Linked DNA regions of Homo sapiens: region 1 is linked to region 2. The links are chromatin contacts, found by Hi-C or POLR2A ChIA-PET in ENCODE. All regions are on one chromosome and are shown on one strand. The core of a region is the stretch at or near the end of the contact, and the rest is flanking DNA. Distances in the headings are between cores, read along the strand shown. Region 1 holds the start of MMAB (metabolism of cobalamin associated B). Region 2 holds the start of NFYB (nuclear transcription factor Y subunit beta).

Evidence for each region. A loop is a pair of places that touch in the nucleus more often than their neighbours do. ChIA-PET counts read pairs that join two places held with the same protein, here RNA polymerase II (POLR2A). Pooled maps may share reads with other maps.
Region 1: a pooled map shows a loop between it and region 2 (14-fold over the local background). The contact joins the promoter of MMAB here to the promoter of NFYB in region 2. A Hi-C loop is called at or near these places in 4 of 50 pooled maps. POLR2A ChIA-PET finds 5 or more read pairs at or near these places in 2 of 52 experiments (A673 and activated CD8-positive, alpha-beta memory T cell).

What each region holds. Positions count from the first base shown.
Region 1 is chr12:109,572,254-109,574,753 of GRCh38, reverse strand. It overlaps MMAB (metabolism of cobalamin associated B), which reads left to right and starts at 1,250. Exons shown (of 9, transcript NM_052845.4): 1 at 1,250-1,407. The coding sequence starts at 1,274. MVK (mevalonate kinase) reads right to left here and starts at 960. Exons shown (of 11, transcript NM_000431.4): 1 at 881-960. RefSeq lists silencers at 720-949, 970-1,099 and enhancers at 859-1,358, 1,359-1,860.
Region 2 is chr12:104,134,565-104,140,844 of GRCh38, reverse strand. It overlaps NFYB (nuclear transcription factor Y subunit beta), which reads left to right and starts at 2,635. Exons shown (of 8, transcript NM_006166.4): 1 at 2,635-2,704; 2 at 5,313-5,397. The coding sequence starts at 5,392. It overlaps LOC105369947 (a long non-coding RNA gene), which reads right to left and starts at 614. Exons shown (of 3, transcript XR_945286.2): 1 at 147-614. RefSeq lists enhancers at 1,898-2,067, 2,891-3,482, 3,483-4,076 and silencers at 2,452-2,751, 2,802-2,901, 3,002-3,081, 3,142-3,271.

The DNA of each region.
Region 1 (2,500 bases), core at 1-2,500, 5.4 Mb before region 2:
GAAGAGATCTTAGAACACCTAGTTCAAGCCCATCATAATAACAAAAAAGGTAGTTACCGTCCAGCACTTGCTACGTACCAGAAAGGCAATGCAGGAGTCAACTGGACACATCCAACAGATCTGGGTTCAAATGCCAGCTCTTCCACTCCCCAGTGATGTCATCTTAGTTAACTCACTTAAATGGCTAAGAACCTCGGTTTCCCCACACGTTATATGGAGAGAAAATAACCGTACCTACCTCGGTGGATGTTAGGAAGGTTAAATTAACGCAAGGGAAACACTTGGCGGTGTCTGGCACCTACTAATCATTCAATTACTGAGAGCTACTTATTACTGGCTCTGTTCTTCGTTTCAGCTTTTACAACTACTACTATTAAAGGTAGAAATTACATGAAATCATGGAGCAGAAAGAACTCTTTGCTGGACATTTAGGCTGTTTCCAATGTGTCACAATTATAAACAAGGCTGCAGAAAACACCCAGTACGCCTCGTTTTGCACACTTAAATGAGTATTTCTGCAGGACAGAGTCCTAGAAAGGAGCTTGCAGGGTCTATAGGTGTGTGCAATTTACACTTTTATACATAACGCAAAATTATCCTCCGCTTAAGGCTTTACGTAGATTACCTTACGCTAAGATTCAGGTGTACTATGAGCTAAGTACTATCGTGATCCCCATTTCTTAGAAAAACTGAGGCTCAGAGCGGGGAATCCCCTTGCTTGTCAAGCTCAAAATCACGACTGTCAGATTGAGGTCGCCGATCCCTCGGGGCAAGACTCTCAGAGCTGGGTAAACTGAGCCACAGAAGCTGGACGCCTGGCTCAGCGTCGTCCTGGGTCTAGGACCTCGCGCCGCCCGGCCGCCCGACCCCGGCCTCTCACCTGCCGCCGCCGCCGCCTCCCCGGCCGCCGCCCCTCCGCGCCGAAGCCGGAGCAGCTCCCCAACTCCCACAACCCAGAGCGCCCGTGCCTCAAGGGGAGGAGGCGTTGTACTTCAGGCCAGCCAATCAGAGCGCGCGAGCCCGGAGTACCTTTACCAATAGGCTTGAACATTGGTCAATAGGTGTTGCAGCCAAGCCGACACGGGTTTTCCCGCCCCGCTCCTTCCGTTAAACCAATGGGAAACAAGTCCCTGGGAGTGTCCCGCCCTGGGGTGAGAACTGCGAACCAATAAAAATTGAAACCTGAGCGGTGGCGCGGCCAGCTGTGGGTGGAGTCACCCCGCGGACTGGACGGGAACCTGGCGGGGTCAGGTCCCGTCAAGCAGCCTGGCTCATGGCTGTGTGCGGCCTGGGGAGCCGTCTTGGCCTGGGGAGCCGTCTTGGCCTGCGCGGGTGCTTCGGCGCCGCCAGGCTCCTGTATCCCCGTTTCCAGAGCCGCGGCCCTCAGGGCGTGGAAGACGGGGACAGGTGAGTGGCTGGCGGGAAGGGCAACTCGAACACCTGCCGTGAATCGTGGTGTCGTCGCCATGGGTACGTCACACCGCCGTGAGGTCACCGCGGCAACCGTCAGGTGACGTCTCCACGCTGTTCTGACGTCACCATGGCAACGTGGGCCACGTGGGCGCCAGAGACCAGGTAGTCTTTGCCTAAGTCCCAATGAAGTCCCGCTATCATCGGGCAGGGCAGGGCATATCCCATGTGGGCCAGGAGGGCTCTCGACTCAGATTGTGACCAATCTCCAAAGCAGTTTATTCCCCAGGTCCCAGATACACCAGCACCTTCTAAAGATGGCTTTCCTCATATTCCTTGAAACTTGCACCTCAACCCAGACCTCAGAACCTCTAGAGTACCGTGGATTAATAATGGATTAATTTAGTTCACAGATCCAGGAAATTAACCTTCGAATGGGCTTGTAATGTCACATTTTAATTTTGAGCTATGTCCTTGAGTTGTTTACATTGTTTTTTGAAAATGCCACTTTTTGAGCTGTATTTTGGCAATTCTTCATCTCTGAGTACACTCGAAGCCTCATACTATGGAAGTGGCTCAGGTTTCTTTTCCTGCAAGAGGCCCTGAGTTGGTGGAGTATAAGATAAAAATTTGGGTAGGATAGAGTTAAGAGTCCTAGCTACTTGGGAGGCTGAGGCAGAGGATCACTTGAGCTCAGGAGTTCAAGGCTGCAGTGAGCTATGATCATGCCACTGCACTGCATTCCAGCTTAGGCAACAGAGCAAGACCCTGTCTGTGAACAAAATAATCATAGGCCAGATACGGTGGCTCACGCCTGTAATCACAACACTTTGGGAGTTTGAGGCAGGAGTATTGCTTGAGCTCAGGAGTTCAAAACCAGCCTGAGCAACATGGTGAAACCCGTCTCTACCAAAAAAAAAAAAAAAAAAAAATTAGCTGGGTGTGGTGGTATACACCCGTGCTCCCAGCTGCTCGGGAGGCTGAGGTGGGAGGATTGTTTGAGCCTGGGAGGCAGAGGTTGCAGTGAGCCTAGATCGTGCAACTGCATTTCAGCCTGGGTGACAGAGTGAGACCCCATCTCAAAATAATA
Region 2 (6,280 bases), core at 1,386-3,885:
TGAAGTGATGAAGTAAAAACTGTGAAGTCTTCATGGGGCCAGGGATTCTGTTTCATTGTTTGCTTAATTATGACGCCTAGAGAAATGGCGATATGAACTAACTGGCAGCTGTGGTGTACAGACTCGAAATAAAGACACTCAATTACCTGTCTCTGACTTTGAATGCAAAGACTAGGTTAGCTGCAGTGTTTTTTCCAAGACTAAATTATGATCTTGGCCTTCCTCTTTCACCAAGTCATCAGAAAAGTGGTTAACATTTATTGGGGGCTTCCTGAAATAGATACAGAAGAAACAGAGAACACAGGTTGGTTGTTAAGGCAGGATGACCTAGGATCCAACTGCAGAGGGGATGTGGACCGGGTTCCATTTCTCCTAGAGTTCTGGCTCCTCAGGGTAAGGAGAGTGATTCATTCACCTTTGTAGCCCTTGGGCTCCTAGTACAATGCCTGCAGAATGTAGGAGCTGATATTACCTTTTAGTGGAATTTGAATTAAGCACATAGTTTAGATCCACAGTACTGAAATGATAAACTATTAACTCAGAAAAGTAGTCATCTTCGCATCTTTTGGTTCACCATCCAGAATTGGGAGAAGGATTAGTCATCTTTCTCCCAATTCTTTTTTTTTTTTTTTTTTCCTTTTTTGAGACAGAGTTTCATTCTTGTCGCCCAGGCTGGAGTGCAATGGCGCGATCTCAGCTCACCGCAACCTCCGCCTCCTGGGTTCAAGTGATTCTCCTGTCTCAGCCTCTCGAGTAGCTGGGATTACAGGCATGCGCCACCACGCCCGGCTAATTTTGTATTTTTTAGTACAGACGGGGTTTCTCCATGTTGGTCAGGCTGGTCTCGAATTCCTGACCTCAGGTGATCGGCCTGCCTTGGCTTCCCAAAGTGCTGGGATTACAGGCGTGAGCCACCATGCCCAGCCCCTTCTCCCAATTCTATTACTTTATATTTCCTGCCTTTGAACCTTTGAACACATCATTTCACTCCTTAATCTCCACTTTATGGGTAAGCATAGAGAAAGGGAGAAATTAAACTCAGGCCAATTTTTCCTTTTTTTTTTCTAAGCAAATAACACCTTTTAAATGTTTGATGGAGATTGAAGAAATTCATGCTATATAAAGATCTTAGGATAACTTTTTTTTTTTTTTTTTTTGAGATGGAGTCTTGCTCTGTCGCCTAGGCTGGAGTGCAATGGTGTGATCTCGGCTCACTGCAACCTCTGCCTCCCGGGTTCAAGCGATTCTCCTGCCTCAGCCTCCTGAGTAGTTGGGATTACAGGCGCCCACCACCACGCCCGGCTAATTTTTGTATTTTTAGTAGAGACGGGGTTTCGCCATGTTGGTCAGGCTGGTCTCGAACTCCTGACCTCAGGTGATCGGCCTGCTTCGGCCTCCCAAAGTGCTGGGATAACTTTTTTTTTTTAAAGGGCTTTCTATGTATACATTATCCCAAACAACCCTGAGAAGCAGACATTTGGCCAAGATCACAAGCCTGTAAGAAGGGGAGTTGGAATTCAAGTCAGGTTGTCTGATGACAGTGGCATTGCTACTTACTCCTCTTGTCACAATTTGGGGCTTTCATTTGTCTTTTCTTCCATACTTGCCGCAGAAATGTTTAAATACTCTGAGAAACAGTAGGAACTCTATAAATAAAAGATCTCTGTATTTTTACATAATCAAAGCTGGAGAGTTTAATGTGGTGCAGGCCACTCGGTTAGTGGAAGCAGAGGGCATGCCATCCCCAGCTCCGGTTGCAGTGAGTGGATCCAGTGTTGGATTACCCACCTCTGGGATGGTCACTGCTAAGCGAAGCTGAACTCAGGACTGCAGTTTGAGAAAGACAGCGAAGGAGCTTGGCTGCACAGAGGCAAGAACGGGCCACGGATTCTTGCAGCCAAAATGTCATCTGGTTGGGAAAAGCCGCTTGTCAATCTGCAGCTACTAGAGGGGTGGGGGTGGGTGGAAAATGCAGCATCTTAAGTTCAAGATTCAGGGTGAAGGCTGGCTAGACTTAGCAGGGGTCTGCATCTTTAGATGAAATGTGAAAAACACCCAAGCTCAGGGACCAAATGACAGGGAGCGCTGTGCATGCGGCGACGCTAACAGGGACCCAAGGAAAGAAAACACGAGGCGCTGAAGGCGCTCCAGGAGGCCCCCGCCGTTCAGACCCTCCCGGTGGCTCGGGCGCGTCGTCCTAGGGGGCGGCTTCTGTCCTTGGTTTCCCCTTCTTAAAAATCCAGGCGCAGGCAGGCTGAGCTCAGGCGGCTGAGGCACCTCCACGTGGCGGGGGAAGGGGTGACAAAGAGAGGGACGCCCGAGAGATCCCGCTTCGCACAGGCCCGGGTCAGCACCGGGAAGGAGGCCCGCCTAGACCCGAACGGCGCGCCCGGGCAGGGCCCTGGAAGACCTCGCGCCTAGAGGAGCGGCATCCGGAGCGGCGCGGAGGCCTCACAGGAACGCGGGACTGGGCCGGGGGCGGGGCGGGGCCGGGGGCGGGGCGGGGCGGGGCGGGGCCGCGGCGGGCGGGCGCGCGGGCGGCGCGGAGGGAGGGTGTCGCGCCGAGGGAAGCGGCCCGCGGCGGAGGGAGGGGAGGCCGAGTCCTGGAAGCGGAGCTCCGCGCTGGGACTGGTTCCTTCGCAGCCATTTTCTGTCCAACCAAACAGCCGATTGGAGACGGGAGCCAACCAGGGCTGCATTGGAGGTTTGTGTCTCGCTTCGGCCAATGATCGCTCCTAAACCGACTCCACTTTAGCTCGAATGAAATGTCCGTCTCCTCCCGGCGCCGTCCCCGCCGCCAACGCCGCCGCGGCCGGGGGCACTAGCCTCCCGCCCTCCCGCGCGGGCCGAGGCCGGGCCCCGCGCCTGCGAGGCCGCTCCCGCAGCGGGCCGGGCCGGGGAGCGGGCGCGGGGCCGCGGCGCGGCTCTTTGTGCGCCGGGCTGAGGAGCGGCGGGACGCGGGCCAGGCCACCTCACCCTCGCCGCCGTTGAGCTCCGGGCCCGGGGCCGAGGAGGGGCCGCGGGGCTGCGTCGGGGCCCCGCTCTCGACGGCGTCCCGGGCCGGCTCCATTTTGTGCGGGGAGCCGGCCGAGGGGCGGGAGACGCGGCCCGGGCCCTGGCCCCGTAGCCCCGGCGGCGGCGCGAGTCCCCGGGGGCGCCCTCCTCCCGCCCGCGGGGCTGTGGCGGGGCCCGGCGCTTTGTCTGCCCGCACATCCCGGGGGCCGCGCGGCGGGTGGGAGGCAGGCGTTGGGCGCGGGGCCGGGGCGGCCGGGCGAGTCAGGGGATGCGCTCTGGGGGCGGCCTCCTGGCACTCGCAGGGCTGACAGGTCGCCGGGACCAGGCCGTGGGGCCGGGGCCACCCAGGCACCTGCGTGGGGAGGAAGGCATGGCTTTAGCTTCCCCGCAGCCTGGTTTGCGCGTAAAGAATGCAGCCATCTGGCGGTTTGCGGTCCCTGTACTTGCCCCGAAGGTGGGAAGGAAGCCCTTCGGATTGGACTAAGGTTTTAATCATTAGTGGTGGGAGGCGGGAGGATATGCAGGGCCTTAAAGAACGGTAGTCTTAGAGAACAAAGAATTACAGAGCACCCACAAATCGTAATCTCGCCCAAAGCACTCTAACAGGATAATTTAAACAAGGTTAGGTAGCCTGCGACCTTTAAAAAAATGGCATCCCACTAACCCGCATGGACCCCATAGTTGCGTGGTTCGTGCTACAAATCACTGGGGTGGTTTCATCTCTCTTAGTATGGAAACTAATCAGCAACATAAAGTGATGAAAGCAAACGGATCAATATCAGTGGCACTAATCAGTGGGGGGTTTATTTGTAAAGTATTGAAAGTTTAACCAAAATTCCTTAAAAGGCAAATTATTCCTTCCCTGCATTGCTCTTGTATCTTAATTTAAGGATTACTGTATATTGATGCAAAACTCTGGTTGTTGATGCCAAAGAATGGAGGGTGGAGGAAGGGACTACTGCTTTTCTTGGATACAAATTTGCATTTCTTAAAACATTAAACAGATGTATGCATTCCCTTGAGCTTTTACATATATCAACCTGCCCTTAAGAAAATATACACCATATGAGGTGACAGTGTTTTTCTTTAATGTACTGAGTCTAAATATATACTGAATCAACTATTTGGGTGAGTGAGTGTGGTGTGGTATGACTCCCTGCCCACACCCCCCTCTCCCATTCCAAGCAAAATACATAAATATAGCTCCCATGTTTTAAGTGTTCTGAGGGCTTATTTTTTCAAAGACACTCTTTAAAAAATAACATTTCTCGTTACAAGGAAGGACTTTTCTGAGCAGTTTTGGGGTTAGAGGATACTATTAATATTTGAAAAGAAATTATAAATTACTTTTAATATTATAGCAAACGTCAAGCAGTTTTTGCTACCTGGACCTTTTTAGTGGCATTAAAAACTTTCAATTCAGTGGCTACAATTTTTTCTGCTATTTGCTAGATTTCATGCTTGGATGCGTATCAGTATATCTTCTCCCTTTAAAATTAACACTGAAAGGATGTGTTTTTGTTTTGGCATCCTACCCCTCCCCCATTTAATTGTTTCCTTTGAGAAAGAATGGAGCAAATGAGAAATGAAACTTGTAACACAGCAATTGGTACTAATTTGTTCAGCTATTTATGCCTTACAGTGAGACTGAAGTGCTATTTCGATGCAATTTTAGTCAAAAATGGTGGTGCTTCAAAATTATAAATAAGGGTCTTGATTGTGTTGCTTTTTTGATATCTTCTCAGTGCAGAATGTATCTTCATTACAGTATAATCTGAGATTCTTAATTGAAAAGCATTATATTCTCAGATAATTTTTTCCTCCTCTTGAGCTATAGAATGTCTAAATGTTACTCTGAAACATTTAAGAAAACCATCACCAAAAAATTAAGATGATAAGGGGTGTGTTTGCATCTTGAGTGTTAATGTTTTAAGTAATTTAGATGTATAATTTTTGGTCTCTTGCATATTATATAATTTGGTCCCTTTTTGGTGTATTGTAATGAATGTTTATGATGAATATGGCTAAATTCAGGGTTATGTTGGAAAATCCATTTTCTCCTTTCCCCATGGAATTAACTTGTTTTTAAGTTCTCCAAAATAAATCTTTCAAGTCAACAAACATTTATTGGGTGCCTTTTTATACTATTTTATACCATGTACTCCATTGATTAAGAATAGTAGTCAAAATTATACAAGCCCTCTTTAATTTTATGAGAAAAAAAGCCTATAAGTGATACATTTGATGTATTTTTACTATTGATAGATGTTAGGTCCTAATAGATGTTTATCTTTTAGGTTGAAATCACAAAGATTAGACACCTTTTTAGATAGGTGTTCTTCAGCACCACTGACAACACGGTTCTGACAGTATTTCATGACAGTAAGTATATTTTACCATTTTGGTTGTTAATTAGATTTGAATAGTAATTGGCTGGAAATAAAATTGTAACCAATTTATACTGGAGGTGCCTGGTAGAATGAATGCATTTCAAGTCTAGACAGACAGTACCTCTGCTCATTCCTGTTGCTTCCTTATTTTCAGCTTCTTGCATATATTATTTCCCATGGGTCCCTAAGTGCTGTTGAGGCTACAGGGTAGCCTGTCCCAGCTGTAAAGGGGCTGTCTGTTTAGCCAATTAATTGAATACTTAGGGGACAGTTATGCCCAGAATGGAAAATGCTAACTCTTAAGTGCAGTAGATATGGGAAGAAGAGAGGCATGGTGAGCCTGGGTACTTGGGAATGTCACAGAGGGATCCTGCAGACCTTGAACTGAGCCTTGAAATAGAGGGTGGGAGTGGATTGGTGAAGGGTGTCACCAAAAGCAAAAGCCTGATGGCAGGATGGGCAACTTAAGTTTAGGGGATCGGGAGTAGAGGTGCATGGTCCAGGGTAGATCTCAAAGGATAATGTAGGAAAGAGAAAGCACTTGTCCCCTCTGGATATTTAATTCTGGATGTGCTACTATATCTGTAACCTCGGGTGTGTTACAGCTTCTTTGAGCTGTGGTCGCTTCACTCCTAAAATGAAAGAAGTGCACTCAGTGATCCCTAAATAAAGCACATTCTAGCACAAAGATTTTTATTAACCATGAAGATAGAGAAAAGTAGGAAACAAGTTTGGTTAGGTTAAATGTGCGATCTGCTCATGTGAAGTCATGAAAATGAGGTTTGGATTTGACACAGGAAGCCTTTAGGAACCTTTGAGAATAGGTTCAAGAGTATAGAACTGGTGTTGTGGTGAGATTAGTCTTATAACAATAT